2 separate regions of the Homo sapiens genome follow, and region 1 is linked to region 2. A link is a contact called in ENCODE Hi-C data. All regions are on one chromosome and are shown on one strand. Each heading gives the region's core, a stretch centred on a gene start or an enhancer-like site at or near the end of the contact. The rest is flanking DNA. Distances are from core to core; before and after follow the strand shown.

What was found. Hi-C counts contacts between places; a loop is a spot of excess contacts on that map. Pooled maps may share reads with other maps.
Region 1: a pooled map shows a loop between it and region 2 (3-fold over the local background). The contact joins the promoter of MAP3K9 here to the enhancer-like site in region 2. A Hi-C loop is called at or near these places in 3 of 37 single-sample maps with no recorded cell type and 1 of 50 pooled maps.

Annotation. Positions count from the first base shown.
Region 1 is chr14:70,807,902-70,810,783 of GRCh38, reverse strand. MAP3K9 (mitogen-activated protein kinase kinase kinase 9) reads left to right here and starts at 1,271. Exons shown (of 12, transcript NM_001284230.2): 1 at 1,271-2,018. The coding sequence starts at 1,613. It overlaps MAP3K9-DT (MAP3K9 divergent transcript), which reads right to left and starts at 2,000. Exons shown (of 2, transcript NR_184164.1): 1 at 1,497-2,000. RefSeq lists a silencer at 1,070-1,709 and an enhancer at 2,650-2,709.
Region 2 is chr14:69,692,793-69,695,842 of GRCh38, reverse strand. The region is part of intron 2 of SUSD6 (sushi domain containing 6); the gene reads right to left. Among named protein-coding and RNA genes, the nearest start is that of SRSF5, 73 kb to the left of the region's middle. RefSeq lists an enhancer at 1,308-1,357. Within about 2 kb of position 1,292, at least 21 of the 41 ENCODE cell types and tissues checked have a DNase peak (open chromatin) inside an H3K27ac peak, as active enhancers do.

The sequences.
Region 1 (2,882 bases), core at 22-2,521, 1.1 Mb before region 2:
CGCCACTGCACTCTGGCCTGGACAACAAACTGAGACCCTGGAAGAAAAGAAAAGAAAAGAAAGGAAAAGAAAAGAAAAGAAAAGAAAAGAGAAAAAAAGATCAGAGAACCTTTCTTACTGGAAGTCAACGTTGCCACGACAGGATTAAAGCAAGAAGAAACATTATGGGCCTCCTATCTCGTCCTTAATGTTCAAAACGCAGGGTATAGCAAAGCATATAGGAAGAGGTCGTCCTCACTCGTGAACTCAGCATCGGGTTCTACGTTTATTCTGCTTTGGTTCTTCTTAATCTGACCTCTATAGACTTCGCCACGATCCAAGGTGTAATTCCAACAGGCAAAAGAAGTCTAAGGATTGTCGAAAAGGTGGCTCCCTTCAGACAGACCAAGCCCAATTCATGGCAGCGTTCCCAGCCCCAGTTTGAAGCTCAGTAAGGTGGTCTCTTGCCTTTCTGAATTCTGAAAAAAGAGTGGTATTGGAATCTCTTCTTACCGGAACCCAGGAGAGGGCGAGCTGTGGTGCAGTCCTCATAAAGGGGAGAACTGTAGTTTTCAGAGTTCTAATGAACATCCCAATGGGCCTAAAAGGCTTCAATAAGAGATGAAAGGTTCCGGGTGAGAGTGGGCGTGGGCGAAGCTGATCCCTCTAGGTCGGACTAAGGCAGAGCCAGATCCAAGAGGGAGAATCCAACTGTAAAAGGGATCTGGGGAAGAAAGAGCTCTGTTGGGGGTGCAGCCGGATGAAGAACACCGGTGCTGCTCAGTGCAGCCCCTACCCATCCATGGCAAACAAAGGCAGCTGCCTCCCTTCCAGCCTTTTAGTTTGAATGAAGGCTCAGTATTACCTTTTAGGATCCACCCTTCCCTTCTCACGCACCCAATGAGGCCGGAGCCTCTTCCTGCCGGGAGGTGCTGAACTCTCCCAGGAAACGGACAGGTGCCGCGAGCCAATGGAGGGAGCTGCGGCGGGCCAGTGGGCGGGAAGAGTGGGTCGACCTGGGTTTGAGAATGACAGAGCCCGCAATGGGGGAGGGCACGGTGCGACGGCGGCGCAGGGGGTGAGAGGGACCTGCGAGACGGCCAGCTAGGCTGCCCCAACCACGGCGGAGGAACCGGGGACTGGGCGGCCGCAGCCAATGGGAAGGCAGCGGGCGCGGGGCGGGGCGGGCGTGGGGCGGAGCCCCCTGGGGTCCGCAGGGCTGGGGCGGAGCCAGGCCCGCGTCAGGTGGTCCCGGCGAGCTGGCGGTGCGGGGGGCGGGGCACGGCACGGCGCGGAGAGGAGAGCGGCGGCCGGCTGGCAGCGGCGGGCACCGGCTGCGCGAGCAGGTACCGGCGGCAGAGGTGACGAGGCCGCCCCCGGGGGGGCGAGCGGGCAGGCGGGGACTCGGCCCGCTGCGCCCCTAGGCTGCGCGAAGAGCTCGCGCTCGGCGCTCTTCTCGTACCGCGGTAACAGCGCCGGCGAGCCGGCTCTCCCAGCCCTGCCAGCCCGGGCCCTACCTGCGGCCGCCGTCGTTGGGGGGGGGTCCTCCCAGCTCTGCGGAGGCGCATGAACAATAGGCGGCGGCGGCTCCTGCGGGCGGCGGCGGCCCCGCACCCTATGGATCGGCCGCTCCATGGAGCCCTCCAGAGCGCTTCTCGGCTGCCTAGCGAGCGCCGCCGCTGCCGCCCCGCCGGGGGAGGATGGAGCAGGGGCCGGGGCCGAGGAGGAGGAGGAGGAGGAGGAGGAGGCGGCGGCGGCGGTGGGCCCCGGGGAGCTGGGCTGCGACGCGCCGCTGCCCTACTGGACGGCCGTGTTCGAGTACGAGGCGGCGGGCGAGGACGAGCTGACCCTGCGGCTGGGCGACGTGGTGGAGGTGCTGTCCAAGGACTCGCAGGTGTCCGGCGACGAGGGCTGGTGGACCGGGCAGCTGAACCAGCGGGTGGGCATCTTCCCCAGCAACTACGTGACCCCGCGCAGCGCCTTCTCCAGCCGCTGCCAGCCCGGCGGCGAGGACCCCAGTTGCTACCCGCCCATTCAGTGTAAGGCGAAGGCGGGGCCGGGCGGGGAGGGGGAATGACGGAGGCCTGGGGGGCGGTCGGGGAAGGGGGGAGCACTGCGCGAGGGCTGGGATGAGGGCGGGGGGTGGGGAGGACGATTGACCTGGGTGTGGGTGGCGCGCGCTTAGGCTGCCCGGGCTTTGCTTGCTGGATAAGCTCGAGACGCCTCAGGCCCTGCCCGCACTTCAGACGCTTGGGCTTCTTCACCTTCAGTTGGCCACCTCAGCAGTGGCTCCCGATTTCCACATCCTGAAGTCCCAGTCTGAGAATTTGCCAGTTTCCCAGTCCCTTCTCTTACCCACCCCCCCGCCGCCCCCCATTCCCAATCTGGAAGTGTTTATGGCAAGATGGTGGTTAGTGTCCTAGCCTTAGTCCCCAAATCAGGGACCTTGCCACCACCTCTTCTAACGCCTGTCCCCGCCTCCTAAAGGCATTTGCTTTCAAAGAGATGGGGGTGTCTCCGCAGGGCTGAGCTGGCTCACAAGTCCCGGAAGCATGTGTGAACTCAAGGCTCAGTTGCCTGTAAAATGTCGGGTTGATTTCTTGGATCCTATTTCTTATATCTCAGAAGTTGTACCTTTAGGAGTCTCACTGATTAATGTGCTAAGAGGGATGTGTGTGTTGAGAGTGGGGGTGAGACAAGTGATGATTAGAGAGGAAAAAGTATGTCGTTCCCCCATGGGAGATCAGGATTGCAAGGTACAGTGGCTGAATCCCAGTCCTTTGACAGTGAGGCTGTTTGGGAAATACATTTTCTTCTTTCTTCTCATTCTAGATCCTTGCCTATCTTTGGAACTGGTCAAATCTCAGGGGGACCATGCTCAGGGGTCCCTCCCAGGGCCTTTC
Region 2 (3,050 bases), core at 43-2,542:
TTCACTGACTACAGGCCAGGCACTATCTGAGCACTTTACATATGTAACTCATTTAAGTTTCACAAAAAACCCTCTAGAAACATAACAATGCATTACACAGATGAGCCAGGGGTTGAGATACTTGCTCAATTTCACCCAGCAGGTGGGTGGCACAGTTAGGATTTGAACCCCAGAAGGCTGTATTCCCATTCCACAGCACTGGGCAGTATCAGAGGGTCTCGGAGTCAGGCTTCTCTCACACCCATAATCTGTCAAGGGAGCCACAGATGGCAGAGTCCAGTGACAAGGACAAACTGGGTACTGCCCGTAGACTCTGGGCCTCAGTTTCAATACATGAAGGCAATGAACCAGATCACCTCTGAGATCTCTTCTGACATTTGCAAATTTGTCTAAAGTTGGCGGGCCTCACTACCTCTCCAAGGTTCCTTCGCAAAAGTCCTGCAACCATTGTGGTTTTGGATACAGCACAAGGTGTGAGGGGCTAGAGATCATCCTGTCCATGCAGAAATTCCTGCATTGGGACAGATTCCTGCTGTGGACTTGTGGTGAGAGCCGGAAAACAGGCAGGAGTCCCACTACTTAAGAGATACCTGGGGCTGCTCTGGTCCATGGCTCTGCCCAGCCTTCTGGCTTCCCGATCCCGCCAAATAGTCAAGTCTAAAACAGGCTGCAGTGAGAGGGAAGTGAGATGGTTTCTCATGCCATTTGCAACCTTCCTCTCCTATGAGACAAATCTTCCTAGCAGTCAGACAGGAAGCCTATTGTCCAGTCAGGATCCCTTTTCTCATGAGAACTTCCCACTCACTGGGGGAGAGCCAGCCTGCAGTAGCTCAAGCCTTTTTCAGGGTGTGGCACCAGAGCTGGGGTGGGAGAACACAGGGAGAAACCACCCATGGCTCAGGATACCTCCTGTGGCTCTTCTCGGGCCCCCACCACTGCCTTCCTAAGAGAGGCTCAACCTAAGCCCTCCTCGGAAGATCAGCAACTGACAGGTGGGACAGGCCTCGGACCTGTCCATCTTGTTTTAGGCCTGGGCCCCTCACTTCCTCCCCCTCACAGGAGAGGGAAAATGCCAGCCAGAGGCCTCAGAGCCAACAAGCACTTTCTTTTACTGCACCCTGCCTCAAACATAAAAACTCCTGTCACCTGGAGTTTTCATGTTTGAGGCACAGCGTTCAATAAAAGAAAGTGCTTTTAGTGGCACCTAAGCCTCTAAAGTCCTTAGTCATTCAGTCAAAAGTACTGTTTCTCTCCCAGCCTAGAAACCCTGAACTGAAAGCACATGCAGTCAGCTGGAACCCCACCCATCTCCAAGGTTCCAAGGCCACCTTCCCAGGCATGGCCAGAGAGAAACAATGAGCAGCACAGGGTGGAGCTTACCAGCTTGGGCTGAGACTTCACGGCCTGGGGTTGCACACTGCTCCAACAGTTACCCACTGGGTAGTCCTGGGGAGATCTTCCTATTCCTCAGTTTCCTCATTTTTAACATGGGGATTCAAAAGGTTAATCACAACTATGCAGGTAAAGTACCTGGTAATGGGTCTGTCACATACTAAGTGTTCAATAACAGCAGCTTTATTATTCCTCCTCTGGGTTCCCATTACATCATCTTCACTCCTATTTGTAACCTATCACCATGTTGTAGTCTCTGCAGGTTTTCTCACAGGTTGGTCCTTCCTCCATTTCCCCAATAACCACCAACCCACACATCTAAGCCATAGGGCAGAGACTTGTTCTGCTCATTTTTGTATCCCTAGTACCTGACAAATAATCCAGGAGATAGTAGATGCTTAGTAGAAAACCAACGTGACTTGCAAAATTTTGTCCTTATTTCAAAACACTGTCTTGTTTTCAACTGCAATGAGCCACAATGATTTTTGATTTGAGATGAGTCAATAACAGACAACGGCAAAGAGCATCCCTCTCCAGGGTACAATTTGTATTCTCCAAATTGGTACCTAACTGTGAAAATACACTGCCTACCTAACAGGACCAGAGCCACATGGAGTAAGAGCATAGTCTTGGGGGTCAGACAGATGAATCTGGGTTTGACCCAGGGGCCTGCTCTGCAGCCTTGTCAACTGTCATAACTCCTCTGAGCCTTAGTCCTTAGCAGCCAATATCCAGCTCCACAGGTTTTTTTAGAAGACTAACAAAACTGCATACTTGAAAGGGTCTTGTATCATGCCTGGCACATTACTAGGCACTGATAAATTTTCATGTAGCAAACTAAACCCTTATCTCTGATTTTTGGAATGGGCAAAGGCTTTGGTAAAAAGAAAAAGGATTATTTCAGAAATTTCTGGATATTTGGAGAGGGGGCAGGCAGAAAACAGAGCAGGATAAGCACTTTGGGGGGTGTTGTTTGCTCTCTCCTTGTTCCAGTTCAGTAATAAGCCGGCTCCTTTTTCACTTCCCGTTCTCGACAATACAGCCCAGGCTGCTCTTGGCTGACAAATGGACTCCATATGGCCTGTTACCCTTTCACCTCCTCTTGTTCTTGCAGCTCAGGGACCCAGGGAAACAGGCTGCCAGCTGGGGCTGGGAACCCCTCCCCCTCCCACTGTTACCACTGCTACAAGGAGGGGCAGGCCAGAGGACCATTCTCCTTTATCCTGCTGCTCCAGGTACAGGGCTAGCCCACTCAGTGCCCAAAGCCACTACCACTGCTATAGGTCAGTACAGTGACCTATAGAGCAGAGCCCACAGCTGTCTCCTACCTCCACCTCCAGATGGTGGGATGACAATGGAGGTAGGGAGCCAGGCTATTCCACGTGTATTAGCAAGTGTTACTGTTTCCCTTGACAGTGGCAGTTAAAGGCTTAAGAAAAAGCAGAGAATGCTTATTTTTTCCTCATCAGCCATTGTCACTTCTTGTTCTCATCTCCTTCACCATATCACCTACCTGAGCTAAAATATGTGTTTGCTCTCCCCTCTCAGAATTCCTCATCTCCCAGAGGAGATGACTGGTCCTCTCAGGAAAGGCCCAGATGGCTGTTTACGGCAGCTCAGAAGGAAAGCTGATGAGCAGGTGATAACTGACTTAGGAG